Regions from separate parts of the Homo sapiens genome. Here regions 1 and 2 are each linked to region 3. A link is an interaction called in ENCODE POLR2A ChIA-PET data of the cell type or tissue named here. Cell type or tissue: MCF 10A. All regions are shown on one strand.

The links. ChIA-PET counts read pairs that join two places held together with the same protein. Peaks named below come from ENCODE experiments on the same cell type or tissue, not always from the same donor. Only the 100,000 strongest peaks of a DNase experiment are listed, where the experiment ranks them.
Region 1: POLR2A ChIA-PET joins it to region 3 with 11 read pairs; 15 of 35 experiments call an interaction of 5 or more read pairs at or near these places.
Region 2: POLR2A ChIA-PET joins it to region 3 with 14 read pairs; 5 of 35 experiments call an interaction of 5 or more read pairs at or near these places.

Annotation. Positions count from the first base shown.
Region 1 is chr2:28,398,515-28,403,514 of GRCh38, reverse strand. The region is part of intron 1 of FOSL2 (FOS like 2, AP-1 transcription factor subunit); the gene reads right to left. Among named protein-coding and RNA genes, the nearest start is that of FOSL2-AS1, 6.3 kb to the right of the region's middle. In MCF 10A, no CTCF peak of the experiment used is centred here; a DNase peak (open chromatin) is centred at 4,854.
Region 2 is chr2:28,411,117-28,416,116 of GRCh38, reverse strand. It overlaps FOSL2 (FOS like 2, AP-1 transcription factor subunit), which reads right to left. Exons shown (of 4, transcript NM_005253.4): 4 at 1-4,187. The coding sequence ends at 3,669. Among named protein-coding and RNA genes, the nearest start is that of FOSL2-AS1, 19 kb to the right of the region's middle. RefSeq lists enhancers at 1,867-2,471, 2,472-3,076. In MCF 10A, no CTCF peak of the experiment used is centred here; no DNase peak of the experiment used is centred here.
Region 3 is chr2:28,273,025-28,278,024 of GRCh38, reverse strand. All of the region lies in intron 10 of BABAM2 (BRISC and BRCA1 A complex member 2), which reads right to left. It overlaps LOC124907745 (a long non-coding RNA gene), which reads left to right. Exons shown (of 2, transcript XR_007086254.1): 1 at 1-5,000. Among named protein-coding and RNA genes, the nearest start is that of BABAM2-AS2, 35 kb to the left of the region's middle. RefSeq lists enhancers at 1,390-2,589, 3,188-3,297. In MCF 10A, no CTCF peak of the experiment used is centred here; DNase peaks (open chromatin) are centred at 1,744, 2,554 and 2,924.

The DNA.
Region 1 (5,000 bases), 130 kb before region 3:
CTAACAAGTAGCGGCATTTGCAGCCAGACATCCCTTGCTGTCCTTGTCCCTCCTCCCTTCCCATCATCAGCATCTTGCTTGGGGCAGACTGGCTGAGTGTGTCTCTCTACCCAGCTACATAGGCATTGATCTATGTTCACAGATGTTTCTGTGGGAAACTCTGGTGCTGCTAGTGCAGTTTTCTCCCCGCTTCTTAATTTATGCCCAGACCACGTTGCAGAGCTCTCTGGAACATGCTGCAGGAAGCATTCTATTTAAAATATAAGATGATGACAGAGTATAGAAACTAAAATGGGCTGTGCTCCTTAGCAGCTGGTCCTGACCTTTCTCCAAGGCAGCTACTGGAAACTGCAAGAAGCGGGAAGGAGAGAAGAGCCCCCTACTTCCAGCTTTTCAGAGGCAAGTCCCCCTAATGGAACCCAGGTGAACCTTCATCTTCAGATGACTCCTGTGTCCACATAAAGCTTCTCCAAGTAGTTTCTTCCCCACTTAAAAACTGGGTGAGATGAAGACAATAGCTAACAACACTTCCTGGGCACTTACTAAATGTCAGACACCATGGCTTACCTAGATTATCTCACTAATTCTCTCTCTGAGTGAAGAACGACCATTAGCTCCATTTTAGGGACAGAAATTTAGGCTTAGTGAGATTAAGTAACTTATTCAAGGCCACATTGCTAATAAGCAGCGGGGTCAGGATTCAAACCCAGTCCAGCCTGACAAAGAGGCCAGAGCCCCTGAACACAGTGGTATACAAGCTCCTTTTCCATTGCTTTCTTCCTCAAAATCCAGCCCTAAGTGCTGGTTATCCACCCCCACTGCCCTCAGACAGAGTGTCAGGTCATCCCCTATAGACCTCCCCTCTCACAAAGAAGGTACCACAGGTCTGTCTGGCCCCGAATGGAACCCCACTATCATTAGCATGGATGCTGTAGAACCCTCCCTATGCTGGTCCAATCAGACCAACTAGGATAGAAGCATTCGCAGCAATGGAAGCTGGCACCACCATTGTCTTTGCCTTGTCACAACATCAGGGTTCCTGCTGTGTAAATAACACATAGAGTACCTCACTACAGCTGACAGAGCTGGGGACCCCTTCTTGCTCAATTCCCTGCTATCTGCCTGACCCTAGTCTGCATGTTGGAACGGCTGCCTCATCAACCAGACCACCTCGGGGGCCCAGGCCAAGGGCTTCAGTGAAGAGAGCTGCCCAGCACAATGGATTCTGGGATTCTGGAGGAAAGTTACCCAGTGCAATGGATTCTGGGGTTTGGGAGGAGAGCTGCCTAAAGCAATTGGTTCTAGGATTCTGGAGGAAAGTTACCCATTGCAATGCATTCTGGGATTCGGGAGGAGAGCCACCTAGAGCAATGGGTTCTGGGATTCTGGAGGAAAGTTACCCAGCACAATGCATTCTGGGATTCGGGAGGAGAGCTGCACAGAGCAATGGGTTCTGGGATTCTGGAGGAAAGTTACCCAGTACAATGCATTCTGAGATTCAAGAGGAGAGTTGCACAGAACAATGGTTTCTGGCATTCTGGAGAAAAGTTATCCGGTGCAATGCATCATTCTGAGATTCAGGAGGAGAGCTGCCTAGAGCAATGGGTTCTGGGATACTGGAGGAAAGTTACCCAGTACAATGGATTCTGGGATCCCGTGAAGAGAGCTGCCCAGGGTGATAGATTCTGAGTTGCATTTCTGAAGGCAAAGAAAAGTGGGCTTTTTATCAGGCGCTGACTGAAAAGCAGCAGGTGTGTGCATATGAAGGAGGGAAGAGTGCAGTGAACAGGAAAGCATCCAAGTGGGAAATGATCTTCAAGGAGGAAAAATGGCCAATTGGGGCTGGGCTGTGAGTAGGCAGAGTCGTGAGAACAGCAGGCATGGCTGAGTGTGTGTAGAAGCACCAAGTCCCAGACAGCTATTTTTTTCCTGAGCTGCTGGATGGGAGGGGCGGGGAGTCAACACTGCACTCGGGGTCAGGAGGCATGGGGTTGAGGCCTGGCTTAGCCACTGAGTGCCTTGCCCTGGGCTCAAGGACTCAATTCCATGGATGTAAAGGGGAATACTCATCAAACTCACTGCACTGCCATGAGGATTAAATGAGTAGCTACTTGTAATCACAGGCTATAAAAGCACGCCAGTGGTTCTCAACCCTGGCTACACATTAGAATATTCCAAGGAGCTTGTAAAAAACACACTAATGTCAGAGCCTCGCCATTAGACCTCTAAAATAATTGGTTTGGGGCAGGGCTCTGATAAGCTTTTTTTTTTTTTTTAAACCCCCAAGGAGAGTCTGTTGTGCAGCCAGGGTTGAGAAACATTGCTCCAAACCAATGGAAGGTCACCATCACCACCACCATCATCATTAGATGTGCCTGTGTACTCTGCCCAGGAGGCTCTGGGGAGAAGTGCCAGCTACCCACTCCTGGGAAGCACCCAACTTTTAAATTCCATTTCTCTCCCCAAGCCAGGTTCTGGGTTTGAAATGCACCTGAGGCATTCAGCACAATGGTTTGATATGACTCCCTCCTCCATGGGGAAGCTGTCAGCTTTCCTTTTAGGAAAGCACCTAAGAAAGTCACTCCTCATTCCAACAAATAAAAGTGCTCCCGTTTTAGGCTTGGGGAACCCAGCAGAAAATCTGAAGCAAAGCTGAGGGACAAAGACCCCTTCAGAATAAGTGGATGCCTATTAGCCCCTCTGAGGCCCTCTAGTCCACCCGCTCTGGAGGGCAGGTCCGTGGTGTGTGCTCCCCGGTATACATCAGCCAGATTCCTCGCAGCAATGGCTTGGTCTAGACAAAACAAGACAGCAATAAAAACCAGCCAGGAGGTAATGACTGCCTCTGAAACGCATGTACACCTTGTTTCAGACAGGAGGCAAAGCCATCTGGATAATACACTGGCTCTAAACTGCAAGGAAAACAATGTCCCATCCCCAGAGGGGCCCGGGGCTCTGATAAAGAAGGCTTTTGTCTCCAAGAGGAGCTTCTCTTGGAGACACACAAAAGTTTCAATTAGATCTGGCAGATGGGTCTTGTCTCAACTCCCAGCATGTTATTCAGAAACGTGTTATTCAGAAACGTGTTATTCAGACACTGGGGTAGGAGAGAAGAGGTGAAGTTAGGAGTTTGTGGTCCCAGAAGTTAGCCTAGCATTCTTCTATGCCAATAGACCCGAGAATCAGCCACATGTCACACTGGAGATAAATCGTGGTTCTCTACGGACGAGTTAACACTAAACACAAACCAAGATAGAGCTGCTCAGCTGGGGGCTACAGGGCAGTTTCAAACCTGCTGCATGCATGCCAGGAGTGTGCTGGGAGTGATGGGATCAGGAGAGGTAACCCAAAACCTCACTCGGCTGCCTGGGGCTCTGTAGCCAACATGTCCTCCTCAAGGACACTTTGAAGATGCTGGATGCCTATGTAGCATTCCAGCCTGGCAAAGCCTCCAAATATTTCACTGTGTCACCCTGTCAACTGCGGGGTGGGCAAGAATGCCTATAAAAGGATATAGTGGTCCCCATCCACCTCCTAGAGCAGAGTTTAGCAAACTTTTGCTGTGAAGGGTCAGACAGCAAATATTTTAGGCTTGGTGGGCTATACGGTCTTGGCTGCACCTCAATTCTGCCACTGCAGTGCGAAAGCAGCCCTAGATAACATGTAAACAAATAGGCAGGACTGTGCCACTGTATTTTATTTAGAAAAATACTCAGGACATAGTTTGCCAACCCCTGTCCCAGAGGTTCATTCTCATCTCCCATGCTCAGGTTGGAGGGAAACGAATACAGAGGAAATAAGAAAGCAAAAAGTCAGAACTGAGATGTTCCTCCAACCCAGGTAGCCGAGGAGACGGGCTCTCACTTATCAGCTTGAACCTCCAGACCCTGAGCCGACGTTCAAACCCTTACAAGCCTTGTGGTCTTTGGGCATGGAAACTCCCATCACCCTGCTGTACCCTGTTGCTAGGGTGCCACCGGGCTGCTTGGGAAGGATGCGTGTGCTCCTTCCACTGCCAATGAGAAAGACGGCCGAAAACACGGACCCTCTAGGGCCACCAAACCTCAGCAGGTCAGAGAAGTTCCCCCCACAACAGTTGCTGATTTGGGAAAACTGCCTCCTGAGACTCTATACTGGAGCCTTGGCTTCAGCTATGAACCCATGGCTTTTTGCTGACAGGTATTGGAACTAGGGTTTGGGCCCCTACAGGACCGGATGGGGCCGAGGGCTTATCCCAGAGACTCGTGAGTGGGCAGAACTGGTATGTGAGATGGAAGTCAGGGTTGGGGTTCTTGGCCCAGCCCCTTGGCCAGGCGATTCTCCATCAGATAGATTTTTGTCTGGGTTATCAAGCATTCAAGCCATGAAGCCCTGTGGACTCTGTAAACTGCCTTGCCAGGCAAGCAGGTATGATTGAGTGTATCTAGGAAGGGACTGGGTTCTTTCCCTTTAAGAACCCTTTCTTTAGATTCCCAGGATGGAAAAGGGACAATTCCAACATCCTAGAAGATTGGCTCCCAAGAAGAGAAAAGGATAAGGGCACAATCTGTCTCATACCTCCCATCACATCCCCACTGAGGTCCAGTTTAACGCAAATACTCTGTATTTTTACTGAACCTGGGATGTTCCCCAAAGCCTTCCATAAGGAATTTAACCATTCTTCACAGGTTCTGCGTTGAACATCACTTTGACCTCTGACATTTCATTCCTCTCTGAAGAAATACCACTATGTCACAATGGAAACTGTTGCTAATAAGTTGTGATTTCCCAAAGCGTTACAGTTTATAAATGCTGTCTTAGGTGACTCGCCTCCCTTCAGCCTCCACGCTTTCCTGGGTTCCCTTGAAAGACTTACTCTATCCTCCTCCACCTGGCTGCCTGCCAGGGGGAAGAGAAGCAGGGAAGGAAAGAAACAGAAAGAGAAGGCCTTAGCCCTCGTCCAGGCTCCCCAGCTGCTTCCCTGCCAGGGCCCTTTTGGCCAGAAGCGCCACTCCAAAGCA
Region 2 (5,000 bases), 140 kb before region 3:
TGTCAATAAATAGTGAGATGCTGGCTTTTAATATGAATGCCAAAACAACTCAACAAGCAGAAGGTAGCAAAGACTCCTTAAGTTTTTTAAAGAAAATTCACACATCACATATTCTATTGGTCCCCAAATTCTCTAAGGACTTGGGTTACCCCTCTGACCATCTGAGGAGTGCACGGGAGCACATGGTGGGGTAGAAGGAGAAGTATGGAGTGGGAGAATATTGTAGGGGATAAGTCCTTGAGAACAAACATCAGACTGAAGGCAATCTTACCTTGGATCTTGAAGACAGACCTTCTCACCTCTAAGTGTTTCTGTTTATCCATTACTTAGGGGCCTTTTATAAAGAGATGTCCTCATCCCTTAGTCTCATCCTAACGAGGATCTATATAAAAGCGCCTAACACAGTGCCTGGCACATCGTAGGTGTATTCTTTTCCTTCCTAAAGGGGGCACAAAGATGTCTGATCAGGAAAGGAAATCGACCTGAAAGTTAAATGGCGAGATTGCATTTGCACTGTTGGTCCATCAAGGAAAAGAGAAAAAAAGTCCCAGTGCTCCAGACAATTCAACCACACTTGGAATCAAGTGAGAGGAGAGGGAGATTCCTTTCCCCAGAGCCTGAGAAACAGAAGCAGCAGCCCCAGATGGCTTTTGACTTTGAGATGCTTGTGTGACACACCTGGCCCCCAACACAGGCAGAATGATGTTTGACTCTGAAAACCTCCCCAGTGAATTATCTGCTTGGAGCCGGCTCCAGCAATTTCCTAAGCCTCAGCCGGGATCGCCTCTCCTTCCTGTGCCAGCAGCTTCCCCCATTCAACTGGCCAGGGAGAGGACTATTCGCAGAAAGACTGGCCAGGAGGCCAAGAAGACGGTGTGTTTTACACGAGCTGATCAGAGCGCCCGCCCTGTGCCGTCCCAGAGCTGCCTGCAGCCCAATCGGAGTCCACACCTCCGAGCTGCCTCGCGAGTGGAGCCACAAGAAGCACAGAAGTTCCTAAGCCAAACAGAAAGGCAGCCCCAATGCAGCTGTTCCCATAGCTGGAGCCATGGAGGTGTCTGGTGATTCTGGAGCAAGGGTGTGTGTGTGTATGAGAGAGAGAACTTGGAGGGCAAGCCATAAGGAAGTAAAACTCAGGATATGCTCACGACTTAGGTGTGAATATTCAGTCTTCCCCAAATCAAATCACCTCTGACTTTGGGGAAGCTGAACGACCTCCTATGACAAAGCCTGGGGGTCTTCACAGGGCACGTAGCTCAGAGTCCTCTTACAGTCCTGTGTGTTGGCTGGACGTTTGCCTTCTGCTGGTCCCAACACCAACACAGCTTGAAATCTGAACTGAAGCCAAGTTGTGCCTCAGGAATTTGTCCAGCCTGGCCACAAATCAGGCTGTGACCTGCACGGGGATCTTTGCTGCACAAAGTGGGGTATAAGGGGGCTTTTAGAAATAAAAGACAAGAAAGCAGCTTCATTTAAGAAATATCTATATGCACAAAAAAGAAAATAGCTCCCACTTGGCTACAAATACCACTTGAGATGATTACCCCTGTGAGAGCTGAGTGCACCCCAGTTTTCTTTGCCCATCTCCTGCTACTCCTGGCTCATTCTGCTGCTTGGATTCATCTCAAGCCAGAAACCCAACTGCCCAATCTTCTTAGAAGGGTCCCTCCCAGAGCCCCTGGGAAATCGGGAGAGGGGCATCACAGCCAAGGGATGCAGGAAATAACATTTTTAAAGTATTTTAAACAAAATCCTTTTTCTTTGAAACCCTCCTTTCTGCATCACTTGTACAGGTCACTTCCAGTCCCACTGGCCCATGTACTTTAAGCATACGGCTGTTCCACTCTGTGTGTCTAGTGCACGAAAACAGGTCATGTTCATGAAATAACATGCGAGGGAACAGCTGTGTGAATGTGTCACTGCTTTCTCCACGGGGGATCTTAATTATCTTTCAAACGAGGATACTGTGACCTCTAGAGCTGAATCCCCAGCAGCAGAGTCTTTGCAGAGCACAAGCCCCGCAGAGGCTGGTTCTGGCCAGGAGCTACTCCCTGGATTCCTGTCAAGGCCCTGCTGGACAAGAAACTCAGCAGGAGCCATACCCTGGGGAGAAAAGGCTCAGAGGGGTGGGCAGCAGGGACCCTGCTGAGCTGTGCTCCTGCTGGAGGCCAGGGGGACCCTTCCCCAACCCCGTGAAAGGGGGCAGCTCTCCTGCAGTGGGAAGCAAAACATCCTATCTCCAATTCCAGCAGCCAGAAAGATTCAACAGACAACCAGGAATGGCGCATGAGCCACAAGCCACAGCGACAGCTCAGGCCAGCTGTTCACAGCTTGCTTGCTGCCTGGGCCAGAAGAGTGCACTGGGGTGGGGACAGGGGAGTGTAAAAGAGAAAGCACTTGATCCAGCAGGTGGCAGATGACCACAGAGGGCAGGAAAGGCCCGGTGCCCTGCGGGGAGGTGAGCAGCCAGGACAGGCTGAGCGGGTGCTGGGGCAGCAGCTGCTGCAGACGCCACTCCAGTGACGGCCTCCCGCCTCCCTCCCCTGCCTCTCCATCCTCAGCAAATGCTTCTTTGAGGCTTGGGGAGGGGCTGCCTGGCAGCATCTGGGGAAGGTCCAGGCCCACGCTCATTAAATCTCTGTGGGTGGCGTCACCCTGAGAGCCAGGGTGGGGGAAAGGCGGAGCCCGGCAGGGACTTGGAGTATAATGTGTGGCTCCTAGGGAGGGACGCCTCCCTGGTCCGGAGAGAAGGGTCCAGGGGCAGAATGGCAAGGCAGTAATTACAGGAGACGCCCTACTCAAGACACCAGGTGAAGGGAAGCTGGCTAGGACACCCGTGTGGCTTTGTTGGCATGCTTCCTGGCCTGGTAATTAGGCGTTTGGCAAACCCAACCTGTGCCCCACTGTCTCACTCACACCCTGTCTTCTGGCCAAGCCGTTCCTCCAGAAGCCGTCTCCGAAGGTGGGCAGGAAGGGTCCTCTGAGCCTCCCAGTGATGGCAGCATCTCCTTGAGAGCTCAGGGAGCCCCGCTGGGAGTTCTGGAGATGATGACTGGGAGGCGTCAGGGTAGGGAAGGCTCTGTATTGCACTTTGTCCCCTTCTGGACAAGTCAGCCCCAGCAGAAGAGCCACCTGCTGCCCCATCTCCAGAAATGAAGAGCTTTAATATTCAGACCACCCAGATGAAATGTCATGGCAAATTTGATAAAAACCAAGAGGGAGTGAAACTGACGCTGGGGGAGGAAAGGGTCAAGTCGAGGGAAGGTGAAACCAAAAGGCACTGAGCATGCGTGGTGGGGCAGGGAAGGACACCATCACTCCAGAGACAGTATGGTAACAAAGGGACAGGAATGGTCCAGGCCAGCTTCAGGCTCTTCAGAAGCCAGAGAGATGTCCAAGTCTACCAAACCGAGTTCTCCAAGGCTTTTCAAGAAATGGGATTTGCTTGCAAGATGAATGAGGGAGGAGGTCCCATGGCTTCTAAGAGATCAACCCAAGTCTTCCAATACTCACTGCTAAGTCCCACCTGGGTCCCCCAGAGCCAGGAAGCTCCCTGGTGGCAGGTCCCCCTCTTGCCCTCACGGCCCTGGAGCGCTTGAAGGTGCTGGTCCCTGGGAAGGAGGAGCGAGGAGGACCCCCTCCGGAGCTGGGGAGGGAGGTGCACTGGGTTACAGAGCCAGCAGAGTGGGGGAGTTCAAGGAGTCTGATGATTGGTCCCCGCTGCTACTGCTTCTGCGGTGAGCCTTGGAGCAGGATTCGGAGGGAGATGCGGGTGACTCCTGCTCCAGGACGCTAGGATAGGTGAAGACGAGGTTCGAGGTGCCCGGAGTGACAGCAGGTGTGGAGGTCACCACGATGGGGGTGTGCAGGGGCTCCTCACCGTAGAAGCCCCCAGCAATGCTGATGGGCTTGATGACAGAGCGCTGGGCCTTGTCCAGCCCCGCCGACGAGGACGAGGGGCTGTCCTCTTCCAGGGGCTCCTGTTTCACCACTACAGCGCCCACCGAGCCACCCCCACTGCGCATGGGCTGCAGCCCAGGGGCTGGGGGCGATCGGCGCTCCTCGGGGCTAATCTTGCACACTGGGCCGTGAGCCACCAACATGAACTCCAGCTTCTCCTTCTCCTTCTGCAGCTCAGCAATCTCCTTCTGCAGGCCTGACTTCTCCTCCTCCAGCTCCTCTGTCTCCTGCCACGGAAAGAGAGGGATGTGAGGGACAGCAACCTGCCAGGGACCAATCTAGGCAGGAAAGAGAAAACCAGTAATGTTCTCAGACACTGTGAGAGCAGAGGCTCACACACCTAACCACAGACCCCGCTGGTCTGAGTCTCTCAGTCACCTGGAGGCTCAAGATTCCTTTCATTTCCAAAGAAGGAAAGTCAGCTTGGAGAGGGGGTAAGACAACAACTGCAGCTGCCATAACCCAGCACCTACTTTGTGCAGGGCACAGTGTTAAGCATTTCAGAGATGATCTCATTCAATCTTCCAGGAGTTTTTTGGAAGCAGATGTTATCATCGCCCCATTTTGCAGATGAGGAAACTGAGGTTCAGAGGGGTTCTGTTAATTTTCCAAAGTCACCGAGCTAGCAGGTGGGGTAGCCCAGATTTGATTCCCAATGTATCTGACTCCAGGGTCTATGTTCTATGGCCTTGGTGCCAGGACTGCCCCCTCGGTACCCCTGAGGGGTGAGTACTGCAGAGATCTGCATGGAGAAGGGGGTACGGAACACAGCTCTACCCACCTCTCTCCTTCTCTTACTCCCCAACCCCATGCCAGCCCACCTGTGGATGGATAAACGCTAAGCCCTAGGCTGCTAGAGAGTGGAGACTTTGTCATGCACACTCCTGTATCCCTAGCACCTAGAACAGTGCCTGGCTTCTCAGAAGTGCTCAGCAAATCCCTGTGGGATTATCACAGCCTCTCCTCCTCCCTTTTTTCACTCCAATTTCTTTCTTTTTTTTTTTTTTGAGACAGAGTCTCACTCTGTCTTACCCAGGCTG
Region 3 (5,000 bases):
TCTCTGCCTTGGACATCCTTTCCTCTTTATCTACCTACCAGATTTCTAATTGCACTTCCAAGACTGAGCTCTAGGACATATGTGTAAAACCCTTCTGAGGGGGTTTCTACACATGTATTATGGCATTTTCCACGCAGTGTTTGCATGCCTGTCTCCCTTACCCGAGTACAAACTCCTTAGTGTAGCTATCCATTTCTGTGACCACATGGCTTAACCTAGACGTTGGTCCATAGTAGATACTCAAATGTTTGCTGAGTTGACTTGAAGGTACACAAGGCTTTTCTCCTTAACAATAGGACCAGACTTTAACCTCTGCATGCCCGAACGCTCTTGGTAATAGTGCTACAGACATAGCAGGTGAGGAACAAAACAGTCAGCTGGTTACGGAGGCAACCGTGAAGCACCAGAAGTGGTTAAAAGCAGCTGTGAAAGGGCAGGCATGGGGCGGGGTACTCTTGCTTTTCATTATACATCTTTGTGAAGTATTTGCTTTTGCAACCATGTCCATGTTTCTTTGGCAAATATAATAAACAAAATCCTTTGTTGGTTATGAATAATCTATTGATGTGTCTGCAAACTACAAGGGACCACTTTCCATATATTTAAAAGGACAGATTATGGGCCGGGAACAGTGGCTCACGTCTGTAATCCCAGCACTTTGGGAGGATGAGGCTGGAGGATCACTTGAGGTCAGGAGTTTGAGACCAGCCTGGCCAACATGGTGAAACCTGTCTGCACTAAAAATACAAAAATTAGCTAGGTGTGGTGGCGGGCACCTGTAGTCCCAGCTACTCGGGAAGCTGAGGCAGGAGAATCGCTTGAACCCAGGAGGCAGAGGTTGCAGTGAGCCGAGGTCGCCCCACTGCACTCCAGCCTGGGCGATGGAGCCAGACTCTGTCTAAAAATAAATGAATAAATGGACAGGTTACGTTCTGAGGCTTAACTCCAAACAGGCTATGTCATCAGTGTGTGTCAGTGACGAGGGAGATAGCCAAGCATGAGGCTGCACGGGGAGGGTCACTAGGCCAGCAGAGCCCTGCGCCTCAGAACAAAGCAATGGCCCTGCACAGAGAACATGGGCTCACTCTGCCGTCTGCTAATGTGTAAAGATAATGCTCATCATCTGTATGTATGTTTTGTGCAGGGTTTACTAAAAATATGAGAATACTGTAGGAAAACATGATTTTATTCCTTCTAACCCCTAACATACGTAAAGAGTGAAGGAGATGAAGCCTTTGCAAGCTATTTCTGCCAGCTTATGAAAACTAGAATTTTAATATTTTAGGCAGAAGATTTTCATATATACGAACACATATATGTACATGTATTTGGTTAAAGGAAGTGGGCCTTAGTGCTGGGGCATCCAAGTGTAGAAAGGGTGAGGCTGAGATTTCTATTGAGGACAATTTAGTACTTGGGTTGTGAGCCAAACACGAAGAAGGTGGGCACTGTGATGTGTACCAGCAGGCTCAATGGGCACGTTACCCAGCGTGGATCACAGGTCGATTCTTTCAAAGGCCAGAGATGAAGATAAATCAGTCTTTGCTAAAAACATCCCACGGCTGCGCGTTACAAAGGCATATTTTGCTTCAGTATGTAATTTCCTCACTACTTAACTATAAAAGTGTATCAGAATTGAATTCTAGGGCTTTTTCTAAATGAGAGCTGAGTCACAGGTATCTCGGTGCTGTGTCTGCAGACTAAAGTGGATGACTCACATCTGTAAAATTCTGAGAGAAAGTACCAACCGACCCCTTGCTTAGTCATCTTTTGCATGGATGCTGGGTTCATGAGCTCTGTAAACTATAATGAGCGATCTAGCCTTTTACCATCTCTTTATTCTTTTCTAAACAGTACAAATTACATCTCTAAAAATAACTTCATCTACGCAAGTGAGTCACTTCAACCTAACAAGCTTCCACAAGTTACTCAGCTAAATTGTACTATTTACTGTGAAGGTAAAAATCTTGTTGTCATATTAGTCCCATTTTTTTCTTTCTTTCTTTTTTTTTTTTTTGAGATAAAAATTTGGTAGACTTGGAAAAGGGAGGAGGTTTCAGCAAATGTTTTAAAAAACATATGATTTACTCCTAACCTCTCACATGGGCAGGGGTTGTGATGGGGCTGGAGGAAGGAATTCTTTGAAAACTATTTCTAACAGCGCATGAAAATCAGAATTTTAATATTTCAGGCTGTAGCTTAAGCAAAGACTCTGCAATTTTCTTTGTGTGAGCCCATGCGTAAGCTGTCCTCTCTGCGGGATGTTTATTGGCTGTTGGAAGAGATATATATCAATAATTCTATTTGCTTTAAAATCCTGATCTGTGAAATTATGACATTTTTGACGAGAGACCCAGCCACGCTAATAAATGCATATGTATTAAATACTAATCTTTGCTCTTCCAGGAGCTGATCACTCACCACACCCTGAATTCTCTAGACACACAACTAAGCTTTGGTACTCCACCCGTTTACTGTGTAGCTTTCCAACCCCGAGGCCTGCCTGCTGGTCTTTAGCTTGCCTTTCCTGGCCTGGCATTGTCAGCTCTCAGCAGCCCCACCCCAGGCCTATCCCAGTTAGGCAATAGGTACAATGGAGGCAAGAGCAGGTGACCTGCATGAGGCTTATACCTTCACAACCTGGGCAGCAATACTGAAATATCAAAGCACTGTTAATCCACACTCTAGCCTCAGTCAAAGTGGACTAGAAGGATTTCTCATTCATGTTTGGCCAGGAATGAAATTACTAATACCAACAGGCCTAGAAAGTTTCCACTGCTGTTTCAGCTTCTCCTTTAAGACATCAGATCCGTTGGCTTCATCCAAATGGCCACGTGAACAACCTTTCCCTGTGCATGGGGGTGCTTTAGAAGAGGAAAATGAAATCACTGGTCCATCTGAAAATTCCCCAGGAAATGGACTGCAAAGCCTACTTCCTGACTCCAACGAAGGCAGAGGCTGAGTCATCTAATCCCTCCCGACTAGTATTCACTTGACTTGCACCAAGTAGGTCAGCTGGAGTCGTCTGAATTCTGCTCTCTGTCCTCGTAAGCAGCCACCCCCTGCAGTGGAGCTACTGGAGCATGCTGGGTCTGGTCTCTTCTGCGAGGTCTTCACTCAGCCTCAGCCCACAAAGTTGATGTTACATAACCTCTCCTAAGTTTCTCTTTTCTCATTTGCAAAATGGGAAGAGTCACACCATTTACCTCTCAGGGCTGTGACGATGAAAAGGGACACTGTACATGCAAGTGCTACACAGACTTCAAGGTGCTCTGACCACTCAGCTCTCCCATTTCAGCAAGTGGTTACTGAGCTCTTGTCTAGTGCCTAACACCGGGCCAGGCGCTGTGCATAACAAAGAGTTAAAACATGGTTTAGAAGCCTGGGCAACATGGCAAAACCCTGTCTCTACTAAAAACACAAAAAATTAGCTGGGCATGGTGGGTGCACCTGTAGTCCCAGCTACTGGCATAGGGGGTTGAGGTGGGAGGATTGCCTGAGTCTAGGAGGTTAAGGCTGCAGTGAGCCAAGATCGCACCACTGCATTCTGGTCCTGACAACAGAATGAGATTCTGTCTCAAAAAACAAAACAAAACATGGTTTAGATTTAGTCCTGGACCTCAGTAAGCAAATTAAGCAGAATAATGAAGCAAATACATATGACAATTAAGGAACCATTCAAGATAACAGATCTCATAATTACGTTATTTGGATCAAGTGTTATTCAGGTGGGAGTGCTCGGTTAGACAGTGAAGCTGAAGACAGCTTTTAAGAAATGGTGCAAGAAAGATGAGGAGGTCAAGGAGAAAAAGCAAGAAGGGTCAACAAAGAGGCCAAGGCTGAGTGGGAGAGAAAGCTGGATGGGGAAGGTGAGCCTGTCTACTGGGGAAGGCCGCCAGATAAAGGTGGTGTCTTGAAATGATTAATGTGGTGGCAAGGCCCAAGAGCCACAGACAAACCAGCTGGCCAGTGAGCTAGTCCTGGAGGTGACAGGTTATAAGCAAGGGTGAAGGCACGGGAGTGGCAAACACAGGAATGAGTAACACCTTGCATTTCTATAGCACATGACGCCTTCCCCTTTGCTTTCATGTGATTTAATCCTCACAAACCTCCATGAGCTAGGCAGGGTAAGTGTCAATCTCATTTCACAGACGAGGAAGCTGAATCTCGGAGCCACTGCGTGGTGAGGCTGAGAAGTTAACCCAGTTTCCTGACTAAGATGGGTGCTCCTTTGACTGCCTGTGTAGCCTCCACACTTGCTGGGTATCAGATTTACCCATGAAGCTGTTTTATTTTTTATTTTTTTTGGAGACAGTCTTGCTCTGTTGCCCAGGCTGGAGTGCAGTGGTATAATCTCGGCTCACTGCAACCTCTGCCTCCCAGGTTCAAGCAATTCTCGTACCTCATCCTCCCAAGAAGCTGGGACTACAAGTCCATGCCACTACATGCAGCTAATTTTTGTATTTTTAGTAGACACGGGGTTTCACTATGTTGGCCAGGCTGGTCTCGAACTCCTGACCTCAAGTGATCCTCCCACCTCGGCCTCCCAAAGTGCTGGGATTAGAGGCGTGAGCCACTGGGCCTGGCCTGAAGCTATTTTATTAAAACCACACAAGTTCAGCAACCAATCCTCCCTAACCCCTTTCAGATTGAACAGTGGAACAGGGAGAGGAGAGAAGAGAAGAAAGGCAGGAGGTGCTCAGTCCTCAGAATCTGCCAAGGCTCTCAGGGGTTCTGACGTAGTCAGGGCATGAACCACTGCACCCACTGCACTGTACAATGTGGTACCTAAGTGGTTAAGAAGGAGAAAAGAGACGGGCAAATGAGACATCATTCCAAGGGCTGAAGCCTCAGTTCATAGAAACTGGTCTGCCATTAAAAGCTGGATGGAGCAGAAAATGTTCGGTCCGTGGAATTGGGTAAGAACTGTGCCCTAAACAGGGACGTCGTATCAGCTCCATGTGCCTGTGCTAGCTCTTATTTTTACCCTTCACAGCCAG